2 separate regions of the Homo sapiens genome follow, and region 2 is linked to region 1. Evidence: chromatin contacts called from ENCODE Hi-C or POLR2A ChIA-PET data. All regions are on one chromosome and are shown on one strand. The core of a region is the stretch at or near the end of the contact, and the rest is flanking DNA. Distances in the headings are between cores, read along the strand shown. Region 1 has its middle 36 kb from the start of LINC01773. Region 2 holds the start of LOC101927871 (a long non-coding RNA gene).

Evidence for each region. Hi-C counts contacts between places; a loop is a spot of excess contacts on that map. ChIA-PET counts read pairs that join two places held with the same protein, here RNA polymerase II (POLR2A).
Region 2: a map of mammary epithelial cell shows a loop between it and region 1 (3-fold over the local background). The contact joins two enhancer-like sites. A Hi-C loop is called at or near these places in 1 of 168 maps with a recorded cell type or tissue (mammary epithelial cell) and 1 of 37 single-sample maps with no recorded cell type. POLR2A ChIA-PET finds 5 or more read pairs at or near these places in 1 of 52 experiments (MCF 10A).

Annotation. Positions count from the first base shown.
Region 1 is chr1:87,867,365-87,874,124 of GRCh38, reverse strand. No RefSeq gene overlaps it. Among named protein-coding and RNA genes, the nearest start is that of LINC01773, 36 kb to the left of the region's middle. Within about 2 kb of position 4,309, at least 4 of the 41 ENCODE cell types and tissues checked have a DNase peak (open chromatin) inside an H3K27ac peak, as active enhancers do.
Region 2 is chr1:87,953,433-87,960,192 of GRCh38, reverse strand. It overlaps LOC101927871 (a long non-coding RNA gene), which reads right to left and starts at 315. Exons shown (of 3, transcript XR_426720.4): 1 at 273-315. Within about 2 kb of position 4,017, at least 2 of the 41 ENCODE cell types and tissues checked have a DNase peak (open chromatin) inside an H3K27ac peak, as active enhancers do.

The sequences.
Region 1 (6,760 bases), core at 3,060-5,559:
GGACATTGAAAGTAAGATACTAAGTTTGCCTTGAGGCAGGAAACAGGCTTCATTTTCAGATACTTCCTCCTGCAACAATTGCTCTAAACTAAGATTTTACGGTTCTTGCAATATACATAATTAAAATTAATTTAAAATTTTTAATATCCAGAGAAGCTTCAAATTTAGTGACCTGACTATTAAATTTGGACCAAAGAGAGACTGTTTAGTTTCAAAGACATTCTAGGAGAAATTCAGTGCAGTTGATGTTTCATATTAAAATTTATACCATCCATCATCCTAATAGATTATCCATATGATTTGTCCATCACATTATGAGAACAAAATGCTATCTTGTCTCCTTGATACTGTGTCTTAAAAAAAAAAGAAAAGAAAAGAAAAGAAAAAACCACACTGTTCCTTTTCTAGTTTTTTTCTTTGAAGTTGTTCAGAGCACACAAGGTCTGGCATCGGGAGTAATTAGAGTAAACCATGCAGAAATCCCAACGGAAGAGGGCAGGTAGGATAATGTTTGCTGCATTAAAAACTTAAAAAGAAAGCTCAGTGTTTTAGAGGACAAGAAGGTGAATGAATCCTTACTAGAAAAATTAAATGAGTGAATCGGTTTTACCTGTCTAAATTGGACTTCCCCGGCCATATTTTGAGAAGCAATCATAATGACAGGAAAAGCCTGATAGGGAATTTGTAATAATTAACAATGCTTTACACATGATAGGCAGACAAATGTTTTTGAAGACTATGACCAACAAAACTGTGCATTAAAATCACCTGAGATGCTGTGTCTACCCCAGCCCTAAAAAAGAAAACTGAATCCCCAGTCTCTGGGGAATGACCCAGGCCTCTGCTCCTAACAGTTTCCTTGAGATATTGTAAGGTTCTTTCTACAATATGAGGATGCCTGGCAGACACAGTTCCCTTACAAAAAAAGTCTTTATTTTCTCCAACTAGAATTTTAGTATTTTCAGTTAATTTGGTCTGTATCAAACACATTACAGGCAAGATGTTTCTATATCTCCTTTCCTTATAAAGGGAGAATGATGAAAATTATTTAAAAACAAAAATAGTGTGAAAATAGGGTTCCTGGATTTAGAAAGCAAAAATATCCCAAACGTTACATGGGGCATACTTATACTAAAAAAGTATTTGTTGTTTATTTCAAATTCATATTTCACTGGGTGCCCTATATTTTATCTGGCTGCTCTATGCAAAAAAGGCGGAAGTCACAGCCTGAAGGTAGCTGGTACACCATTTGCAAATGACCTCACATGTGAATTGATGCAGAAAAACCTACATTTGTCACCTAAAATAATGTACCTAATCTAAATTTTAAAAATATTTCCTTAGTTTAGAAAATAGGAGTTCAAAGGAACCTTAATAATCTAACGGCCTGTATTGTAGACTTGTTACAACTTTTCTTAATTCACCTTTAATTTAATGCAGTCAGTTGCTGTATTTTAAAGAACTAAGTTTTTATTCAGTGAAAGTGGCCTGAAAGAAACCTAATTGTCCTCCAAACTAAATGTTGTATTTAATTTTGCACCTGAGCAAGGGGATTTTTAAAAAATTATCAACACTGAAATGGACATACTACCAAGACCCCCAGGAAGTCACACATAAAGTAGTCAATGTAGATAAGCCTCTCTCCTGAACTGAGACCTGCCTCTGGGCTCTACACAGGCCTACAGGTGTGGCCACAATTGGAACAGGTGTTTCCACATGTGGGAGTTGGGGTTTGAGTATGTATTTGCTGCCTTTGCCTTTTCCTTTGTGTCATTCATTGTGGCCATGCGTGTTCTCAAGCTGTCCGACTTCTCTGCCTCACTTTATGCCTCCATTTGGTAGAGCTGTGGGCTGTGGTGTGCTATTTCTTTCTTGCTTATTTTTAGATGATTGTTAAGTACTTTTTTTTTTGTCTTGCTGTTTTGAGACTTCTGAATCAGACTTTTTGGTCACAAACAGAGGGAGAAAAAGAGAGAGACAGAGAAAGAAGGATGAAGGGAAAGAGAGAGGATGGAAGAGGAAGAGAGAAGGAGAGAGCGATGGGGGTGGGGGAACAGTAGAAGCATTATTTTTAAGAGGGGAAAAAAAAGCCTTAGCCAAAGACAGATGACCTTGCCCTTGTTCTGCTTTGACATGGGAAGTTGAACTGCCCCAGGAAGTCATTAACAGACCAGTAGTGACTGTTTTGTCAGGTCTTATTGTTTAATTAGATCACAACTTAGATCCCAATTCTAAAATCCTTTTGGCACATGCCATAATTCCCAGTACTTAGTATCAAATACTTCCTAGCAGCTGCCTGTGTAAGGCAAAAAGTAAGTAAATTCAATATTTAATTTTTTAAATAACAGACTCTTAAAGTTTCTGGTTGTTGATCACACAAATCTTTTGTAAAAGTAATTGCACCCTGTGGTTCTCAAATGCTCAATTTGTCTTCAAGGCTTCTTTTGAATCATAGTAAGTGCTTTGCACCATACCTGGAGAATTGCAAGTCTTTAGTCTTCCCAATCATATCCTGGTTTGAAGATGCATCTTCTTTGTGTCCATTGACTATGACCTGAACTGCTTCTGAAGCAAAACAGAATCAAAGCTCTAAACCTATGGAAGGAGAAGATGTGTGGCAAACTATTTGTATTTGGTTCTAATATTTCTGGCCTATCAGAGCTGGGCTTTCTGGATATGAATCACAAAATTTAGTGGCATCCAAAAATTAGAGGAAAGATCTGTAGGATCCCAGAAATCCTTGGCCAACAGAACATTTTTCCCTTCACCCAGTTTGTTTCAGATACTAGATATTTTCAGCATAAAATGTCTCAAATGTTGGAACTTATCACTTTTCCTCCAATGGCTCCATCCATAGACCAATGGATCTGGTTATTAAGATTTTTCTTCTGGAAAACCAGCTTGCATTACATTTTGCTCAATTTCATTCCACTGCCCCCAGTGGTGCTACTATAAACACATCTTTCAGGCCCTTTTTTCCCTCTTCTTCCTATTTTTCTTCTTTCCTTCCTTCCTTCCTTCCTCTCTTCCTCCCACCCTCCTTCTTTTCTTTCTTTCTTTCTTCTTTCTTTCTCTATCTCTTCCTTCCTTCATTACTTTCTTTCTTTTCCTCTTTCTCTATTTCTCTCATTCTTTTTTCTTCCTTCCTTCTTTCTTTCCTTTTTAGTATTAAAATAGACAATTATTTATTTATTTATTTATTTATTTATTTTTTTATTTATTTATTTATTTTTTTTGAGACGGAGTCTCGCTCTGTCGCCCAGGCCGGACTGCGGACTGCAGTGGCGCAATCTCGGCTCACTGCAAGCTCCGCTTCCCGGGTTCACGCCATTCTCCTGCCTCAGCCTCCCGAGTAGCTGGGACTACAGGCGCCCGCCACCGCGCCCGGCTAATTTTTTGTATTTTTAGTAGAGACGGGGTTTCACCTTGTTAGCCAGGATGGTCTCGATCTCCTGACCTCATGATCCACCCGCCTCGGCCTCCCAAAGTGCTGGGATTACAGGCGTGAGCCACCGCGCCCGGCCGACAATTATTTTTATCTGTAGTGTCTTTCTCCATTTAACCAAGCTCTATATGTTGTGTTAACATTTTATTTTACATTTTTCTCTCCATTTCATAAATCTGTAGAGTTATGACTTTGCTTTTCCAAATATCATTGTTTGTTTTCAATATTTTTCCAAAGTGTAATAAGTATTATGTAAGTTTTATTTGTAGGGGGTATAAGAATACTTAGGAAAGATAACAGCTCAGGTTGGTGAGATGCAATGAGATTTCTGGAGGAAGTAATGCTTGGGCTTAGTTCTGAAGGACAAGAAGTAATGTGGAAAGGGGTTGAGGGAAAGCTTTCTCGTCTGAGACAGCACCAATGTATAGAGCTTGAGGGTAGTGGATAGGGAGAACAAATGAATAAAACTGCAAGTAATCACAATTAAAGGGCAAATTGTAAAGGCTGAGCAAGAGGTGATAGATAAGGTGAAAGAAAAGCAAGGATCAAACTGCAAAAGACATTGCACACTGCAATAGGGTTTGATCCTTATTCTAACTGTAAAGGTTAGTGATCAAGGGCTTTAAGAAGGAGAATAATCAGGTTCCTGTTTCTGAAAGATAATTCTTGCACATGTAGACAATGGAATAGAGTAGTGGGGAAAAAGGAAGTAAGAGAGAACAGTTTGAGGGATATACTAAGCAAGAAATAGCGACCTAAAGTTAAGTAGTAATAATGCAAACAGTAGGTAGGTAGGTGGAGTCTACACAACTTGATGACTAGCTGGATTATGAAACTGAGAGAGACAGGCAGTGAAAGATGACTCTAAACTTCCTGGCTTGGGAAAATAAGGAAATTGCAGAAATGACTCAGGCATTTATTGAGAAAGCAAAAGCAAAGATGAAAGTTCCAATATGGACAGCAAATGAAATCCATTTTGAAATGTTGAGTTCATGGTGCCTGTGATACACTCAGGTGCAGATATTTAATTGCCTGATTGAGTCACAAATATGGGATTTATCAGTCTACAGAGGATAATAAAGTCTTGAAAATAAATGAGATCACCCAGAGAGGTTTTTGAGTGAGAGTGGAGTCCAGGACAGACTTTGAGAGAAAGCCAACATGTGGACAAAGGAAAATTAAGCCATGGAAGATTATGATAAAGAATAACCATAGAGACAGGAACAAATCAAAGAAAGTATTATGTCACCAAAAAGAGAAAGAAAAATTTCAGGAAGTGCTCAATACCATCAAATAGAAAAATCGGTACTGAAAGATTATTGTATTCAGTAGCAGGGCAGTCATCAGTGACCTTGTCAAAATGGTTTCATGGTAATTGTTGTAGATACCGATTGCGTTAAAATAGTTGAGTCTGTTTTAGTAACTTGTGTCTTTCAAAGAATTTGTCCATTTCAATTGTTGTACTTGTTAGAAGGGAAGTTTTTGTGATATTATCATATTATTACTATAATCTCTATAGGATACATAGTGAGCTCCTCTGTTTCATCCTGAATGTTAGCAATTTATCTCTTCTTTCAATCTTGACCAGCCTAGCCAGAAGTTTATCAATTTTGTTCTGTTTTTCTTCAAAGGAGCAAGATTCGGTTTCATAGGCTCCCTCTATTCTTTTTCTATTTCATTACTTTCTTCTCACCTTTATTATTTCCTTTCTTCTGCTTATTTTGAGTTTAATTTGTTCCTATTTTTCATTTCTTAATGTGGGAGTTTAGATTATTGGTTTTAGAATCTTTGTCTGTTTCAATATAACCATTAAAGCTATAAAATTTTCTCCAGCCTTTAGCTGCAACCCATGATTTTAATATGTTGCGTTTTTAGTTTTCTTTTTTTTCAAAATATTTTATAATTTTCCTGTAATTTCTTCTTTGTTCCCGTGGGTATTTAAAAGCATGCTTTATTTCCACATACTGAAGATTTTCAGGTATTTTTCTATTATTACTTTCTAATTTAATTTCTTTATCATTAGGTAGCATATACTGTATTATTTTAATTATATTTCTAAACTTATTGAAAATTACTTTTTGATTTAGAATATGGTCTAGCTGAATGTTTCAAACAGTCCTGAAAAAAATGTGTATATTGCTGATGCTGGTTGCAGAGTTCTATAAATGTCAATTATATCAAGTTGTTTAGTATTGTCCAGGCATCTATACTCTTACTATCTGTCGATTTGCTCTATTAATATTTATTCTTTCAGTTTATTCAGATTTTGCTTCATATTCCTGAAGCCCTATTATCAAATGCATACATATTTAGGATTGTTTGTCTCCTTAGTGGTTTGATCCCTTTAAGATCATGAAATTCTAGGTAATATGCCATGTTCTGAAATCTGTTTTATCTGATATTAATTACATCCACTCCAACTTTTTGTAATGCTCTGGGTTTTCATGGTATAACTTTTTCATCTTTTTACTTTTAACCTATTTGTGTTTTATATTTTAAATGAGTTTCTTGTTAACAACATGAAATTAGGTCTTTGATGATCTATTCTGACAATTTCTGTCTTTTAATTGAAGTGTTCAGGCCATTTAAATTTAATATAATTATTGATATTTGTCAGTTTAAATTTTCAACTTGCTTTTTTTTCTATTTGTGTCATCTCCTTTTTGTTCCTTTTTTACTCTTTTCCTGCCTACTTTTGGATTAACTGAGTATTTTTAGTATTCCATTTTATCTCTACTATTTACTTATGAGCTATACTTTTTTTTGTTTTGTTTTTCAGTGGTTTTTCTAGGGCTTACAAAATGCACTTTTAATGTATTACAGCTGCTTTTCCACCTTGGATGACTAACCATTCCTGTTTGCCAAGGTCTGTGGGTAGAAGTAGGGAGTTCCCAGTTTTTAGGACTTTTAGTGACCAAACCAGGAAAGTCACAGGCACACGGGAATAAAATGGGTTACCCTGCTCTTCATATTTATTATAAGGTCCCTAAACAGCATACTATAAACCCCACAATATGTTACCATTGCTTCCAAATTAAACAAGTATATTTTAAAGAATTTTAAAACACACAAAAAAATCTGCTATGTTTGCCCACATATTTACAATTTTTTGCAATCTTGTTATTTTTTGAGATACATGTCTCCATTTGGTATCATTTTATTTCTGCTGTTGAGCTTCATTTTACATTTCTTATAGTTCATGTCTGCTGATGACACCCTCAGTTTTTGATTTCTGCAAAATCTCTTTTACCCACCCCCCCTTTGTATGGATATTTTCATTGAGTGTAAAATTATAGGCTGACAGCATTCTTAGTA
Region 2 (6,760 bases), core at 2,768-5,267, 86 kb before region 1:
AAAATCTATTTTCTTAATCTTAGACACTCAACAACACATGCACACACACATAGAAACTGCACATACACTGCATACCTGCACATCCTTTACAGTACCATTAAGGGCATATTTAGGAGGAGAGGTGCCTGTGTGTCCCTAAATTAAATCTTTCTAAAAGTTGAAGCCTGTTTTTGTGCATTCACCCCCATCTTATGGACACAGTTATTCTATCACACCCCGCTAAAACACAGATGAAGGGAATTTCCCAGAAAGACCAGGAAAAGATGCCGTACCAGCTAGGGGATCTCTGGGCAAGTGGGAGGGTCAGCTTCTACTCCAATTCAATCTTGAGGGACGCTTTCCCACCGTCAGAGTCCGTCAACATCTGTAGAATGATGTATTTTCCTTCGCACTCACGCTTTTTTCGTATATCAAGTGTTTCTTACTCAGTATTGCCCTGTTCCTTTGGATCCAGTGAAATCATTAGAGATCTGCCATTAATAATTCTTAATTGTATTCCCTTCCTTCTTTCCCACTGGACTCCTGCTAGAGCCTATCCTTCTGTACATAATCACTCCGACCTGTTATTTCTCCTTCTCCGTGGGTTTCTTCCTCCATTTGAATAGCTCACTCATAAACAGCATCATTGAGACTCAAGATAAGTAGATGTACAAGTGCCTCTGCACTTGAAGCTTCCCATCTGGGCAAATCCTCATCCTCTCACTGAAGCATGTCTATGACTTAAGTTTCCACAGCCCTCTTCAGCAGCAGAGGAACGCCTGCTCCCTCCTCCCTTCAGTTGCACACCAGCCGATGTGGCACACATTATATCAAACTTAGGCCCCCAAATGGCCCCACCCTAGCCTCTCAGCCAGCACATGTATGCGTTGGCAAAACAGGGGAGAAGAGACAATAAGAATATTAGAAGACACATTTAAGGGCCACAACATAAAAGAGCAACTTAAGTAACAGTACAAACAAGAAAAACTATTACTATAAGCAAATTCCAAAGGATTGTTCTCTGTTTTCACAAAAACCAGAGGAGGAAAAAAAAAAACAGCCTTACACCACAGTGGGACAGGGTTTTGCTAAACATACAGAAGAACCACTTGACAGTGGAGATGAACAAACCCAGAAGCAAGCCACCCCATAAGTTCTTGAAAGCTGCATTATAAAATGAAAAATAACAATTTATTTTGAATGGTAGAGAAAGACTTTCTGGGAGATGAGGTTGGGAGTGGGGTGGAGTTGGACTACACAAACACATATAATCTTGGAACTGGAAGGGACGTTCAGGGCCTGCACCATCTGTTTCACAGAAGAGGCACAGAATAAATTTGCCCAAGGTTACAAGGCTAGTTAGTGTTTGATATTCCAGACTTCCTAACTCCAAGTCTAGTGCTCTTTTCAGAGCCCCAATTTAACTTAGAAATTGTGTCCCACTTTAAGATGATTTTTTTAGAAGGAGGAGAAGAAAGAGGAAGAGGAGGATTGAAACAAACAAACAAAAATGATGGATGGTTGGTTTACCATTATGCATCCTGGTAAATCCAGGATGTGTAAAAGATAATCCTCTCTCCTGGGAAGAAGAAACAGTTAACAGGTGACCATTAACCCTGAAGCCTAACACTAAACCAGGGCCTGTGAAGACTTGCAGTTATCTTCATTTTGTTGTTTAAAAGACTGGGTTCCATAGGCAGAGACAGAGCTATGCTGAATAGCGACACTTACCATTTGCTCCTCCAAACACATTCTGTAGGAAGGCGTGGGATTTCACAGCAGTGAGAGCAAAACTATTCACAGCAGTACCATATGCTCCCCACCATCAGGAGCGGCGGTACTGGTCACTGGACTTGGCAGGCAAATCAGCTGAATGGAAATTCTGAAGACCACAGTAGGAGTTTTCTCTTTGTGGGTTTTGGATGGTAAAATCTTCAATCTGTTCCACAGGCAGAAATCAGAGTGAAAAATAATTCTACACAAATTGTGAGTGTATGTGTGTGTGTGTGAGGACGTGCATGTGTGTTACTTCTAGAAAAGTTAAGGGGAAGCAAAGGCTTGGTACTCATCTTGCACACTATCTTATAGAGGTAGGAGGTCACACACTGAATGCAAAGAGGTAAAGACTGAGAACGCAGAAGATAGAGGATTATTTTTAGTATAAATTCCATGTTTTCCATTTTTTACCTCTAAGAAAAAAAGCAAGATTGAGAAGAATTTCCCAAATGCCAAGACCATTTAATAGCAGAATTACAACCGACGATAAATGCAGCACTTTTTAAAGCTTGTCCTTTCTCTGTTATTAACTTTGTTCTTTCAGTTGTGCCAGAGAAAGCACAAGAGATAGAAATTGGCAGAAATATGGGTCTGAAGAACAGAAATTCAACTCAAATGAAAATACCGTGAAAACCTCTAGTATAAAAAAAGTCTTTTGTTTAATAGCAAAACTTTCATCAAGAAAAGGTTTGTTTGAATTAAATGTAAAATTTAGGACAGTCTGTTATCTAATCATTACTAGTTCTGTGCACACAGGGTATTTTCTATTTCCAAAGTGGTCTGCAATCATTAGTTAAGCCACCCAGCATGCTCAGTCTAAATTGTATATATGTATATAATAGATAGGGAGAGTTGCTGGGGAGAGGCAGCGTGGCCTAGCAGGCTGAGTAATGGACGGGTAACTCAGAGTTGGGAGTTCTCATTTTCATCACCTGGTTAGTCTACAGTGGGAGCCAAGCCTGTACCCACAAGACTCTAAGACAAGGAAGCAACTTGTTTCGAAAATACATACATGTATGATATAAAATATCTTTTCCAACAATTGAGGAGTTTTAATTTTCTATAAGTACCATTGGCATCATGTAGGTCCAGTCTCAATTTTCCCCATAGGCAAAATATATTTTTAAAGGCCAGTCTTTCTGTAAATAACTATATTGAGAGGCAGCACAATGCTTAATAAGATACCTGTAGATGCTCACCAATGTCCTTTTTAACATGTGGAAACTGTCCAGAAAGTTTAAATGTATTGGAATAAATCAGTGGTGTAATTTCCTTTCCTCTTATTTTTGGCCATCAATAATACTAGTATATATTGTTATCCGAGCTTTGCCAACTTCAATTTTTCTCTTGAAAAGGAGAATCCTCTAAGCAAGATGTTGCTTTTAAGTGTTCTAATGTAATTTTTTCAAACATGAACCAAATGCTGGTGCCCAGCAGAGCTTGTCCACATCATGCCTGGATTCCAATTGCATAGCTTTCCTTCATTTTCATTTGTTTGCTCCTACCCTATCCAAACACATTAATTTGTGGTTCAGATAATGTATTCCATATGTTTAATTAGCCATTACATGAAATGTGGGAAGGTGGGACTTTTAAAATGCATTCTCCATTTCTCCCAGTTTCCTGACTGTTAACTCACATTCTCTGATGGTGTTTGTTTGTTTGTTTAATTATTTTCACAATAAAGAATCTGTCTCCAACAAAAGTAATTACTTCAAGTTGTAGATTTTCTTTGGATAATACAAATTTAGTTTGTTCTATACAGTTAAATTAATTCTGCCCTATCTTGTATACAACATATGTGATGTAGTCATTGCTCAATAAATAAATACTCATAATAAAATATAACTTAAATAGACTAGTATTAAGGAGTTCTCCTTTATAAAGTTTCTGGATTTCTAAAGTGCATTTCAATGTCCGTAAATTTCCAATTTTTTTCTAAGTAGTTTGCTTGGTGAAATACTAATTTATTGACAGATGTCAAATTTATCTCAAGTATGTCCTACTGATGTCAAAAAAATGACCAGCACTGCATTTGGCATATATTCAGAAATTCTTAACTCTTCCTAATTGATTAACGGTAATAACGGCCCCTGGAATGCCCCCACCGAGTCTGTAGCTAGCCTCACAGTGATTCACTATGGCGTCACTGGGAGAGATGAAGCCCAGGGCTGCAGTGGTGCCAGTTCATGCCTTTTCAGTGAGAAGGCATTCAGGTTACACAGAGTGTTAATCTGGCCACAAAATGGGAGACGGCTAAGTCTGCCTGGAATGTCTGGCTGCTGGTTGGCAGACGCAGCCCTTTTTTCACCTTGGATCTGCTGGGCTAAGGATGCTTTCATAGTAATTTTCCAATGTCTTCCTTGATCAGTGGACTGCAGCATTTTGTCATTTTGCAGATTTTGTTTTCTTCATGGGTTATTACTTCCACTGAACTGCACTTAACATCTATTAGCTTAGGTCTCCAGAAGATCAAAGTCCCTCTGTATCTGATTATTCTGCTCTTTGCAATTTGTGTCTCCCCCTCACCCTATCCCCTCCCCACCAATGCAGAAGGCTTGCACGTTTACAGATTTGGTTTCAGTGCTTTCCCCAAATCGTTTATAGACATAAAAGCATCATAAATGGGACATCGTGTCTCCGGAAAGAAAATAAGAGAGAAAAAGTGAAGACAGCAATAGTTATTCTTGTATTATTTCCATCTCAAAATGAATCTTTTAAAACTCATGTTTAAATATTTCCCTTTTTGAAATGAGATGGGTGAGGGAGTGAGGAAGAAGTACTAATGTCACAGAATTATGCTAATGTTATAGAAACAAAATTCCTGTTGAGATTTATTCTCTTTACTAAATCACTCTACCCCACTCCCACTTTTCCAAAGCCCTGTCCCATCTCCTTACATTTTAGTTTAAAATATTTGCATTGTCTTTTTTAGGAACCGGTCCACAAGGCCAACATTCCATTCATTTTATGGTTTATTGTTAAGGTAACCTTAATAAGTAGGTTCTGATGGAAGATTTTATTCCCTTTCTGAACTTTTAGTAAATGATAATCATTCTCTAAATTTGGTCTCACCGCTGTGATGTACCAAAGATCCTCTATCAAACGTCGACCCTGTCTCATCAATAGGCCAAAGCTGGCCCCATCAAGGCATTTGCACCGGCCCTAGAAAGAATATTTTTAGACGCTACATAAGAGGCCCAGTGTACATCTATCAGCAGACTTGAAGTGGGTGCTTGTAAGTTGAGACAGGTATTAGAAACTCAAACTATGTTTGGCAGCTAAAAAAAAAAAAAAAAAAAAATTAAGGAAATTGGAATCTGAAGAGAAATAAAGACCCAGAGCCTTTTTTGCAAGGATATTTCCTCATCAGAAATACTCAACACTATTCTCTATGGTGAATAAAGAAGCCAAAGCAAGAAAGGAGAGAGAGAGAAAGAGAGAGAGAGAGAGAACGTGTGAGCTACAGCAGGACTTCCCAAACCTGAATCTGTGTGCAGATCACTTAGGGACCTTGTTGAAATGAAGACTATGATCCAGCAGGTCTGGAGTGGGATCTGAGAGTCTAAAATTAAATTGCTCACCAGTGATTCAGATGCTGCTGGGCCCAAGACCACATTTCAGTAAAGAGTTAGTGTTTCCTTGTGTCCCTCCACAAATCTGACACTGCAAAAGGTCACTTCACTCCACCTGGCACACCTCAACCCCTTGTGAAACACTGGTCTCTGAAGAAGGATGATGAGGAGCCCTAGAGCAATGGCCCTTTAACTTTGCTACATATTATGATTCCTTGGGAGATTTGAAAACTCTCCATACCCAGGCCACACCCCATATATCAATTAAATCAGAATCCTTCGGAATGGGACCCAGGAATGAGTATTTTTAAAAGATTCTCCATGTGATTCCAGTGTACAACCATGTTTGAGGACCAATAGCTTAAATAAAAATAGCACAAGGAGAAAAAAAACAGCCAACATGTGTTGGCTTCTTCTATACAAATACATGGCTTTGTGAGAAATATATACATTTTTTTTCTTTAAATCATTATACTAAATCCCATTTACAGACCAGGAAAACGAGGCAGAGTTTACGTAACTTGCCCCCAGTAAGAGCTGACAGAGCTGAGATATTCTAGGATAAGACATATGATGGAGGAGTGGAGAGCCTGCTGGTTAGTTACATTTGTGTGTGAATTCAAAATTTTCTTCTGTTTGTATATTTGATTTTAGCCAACAGTTTGGTAATACCATTTAAAAATGTCAATCCTCCTTTTTTGTACTCCCCCACCCTCAAAAACCTAACACTGCCTTCCTAAATCATTCATTGCCTTTTCTCACATTTGCCATCTCTTCTCCTGGGCATGCTTAGGGTCCTAGGCTCTAGAGCTAAGGTGAGTTGTCTTCAGTTGCTGGCTCCTGGAGCTGACTTGACTCCACCCAAGTCGGTTATACTTTGTCTCACTTCAGTTCCTTTGGCCTCTCTTGCCCCTAACTGGGCAGCAGGGGGAGCTATGACTACCAAAAAAGAGCCTGTGAACTGCCCCTAAATATGATTTTCATGTCCTTCCCTAAAGGAAGTTTATCCTCACAACTCTTCACCTCAAAGCTAACGCCTACTGCCTCAAACCCCAGAGAATGGGTAAATAGCCCATCTAGGCATGCAGATAGCAGCGAAATCAGAAATCAGCAAGCTCTCATGGGGCCCAAAGATGCAGAGACAACTGAGAGGGGCCACGGCCACTCAGTAGTCAGTGTGATCAAGGTATAGTTCAGCAAAAAGACATAAATAGTAAATTGCATCTTCCTGAAGGGTGTTTCTCATTCAAGAAGGACCGAACAACTATGATAAAATGTGTAAAATACAACCATGAGCTCCCCTTTTTAACTCTGGCCAATGACTTGAATAAAAATTTTTATATCAGTCCTCAGTTTTCCCAACTTTAAGTGGGTATATGTCAGGCCAATAAATATTCATTTAACTTAGGTTGTAACTGTATTAGAGGACA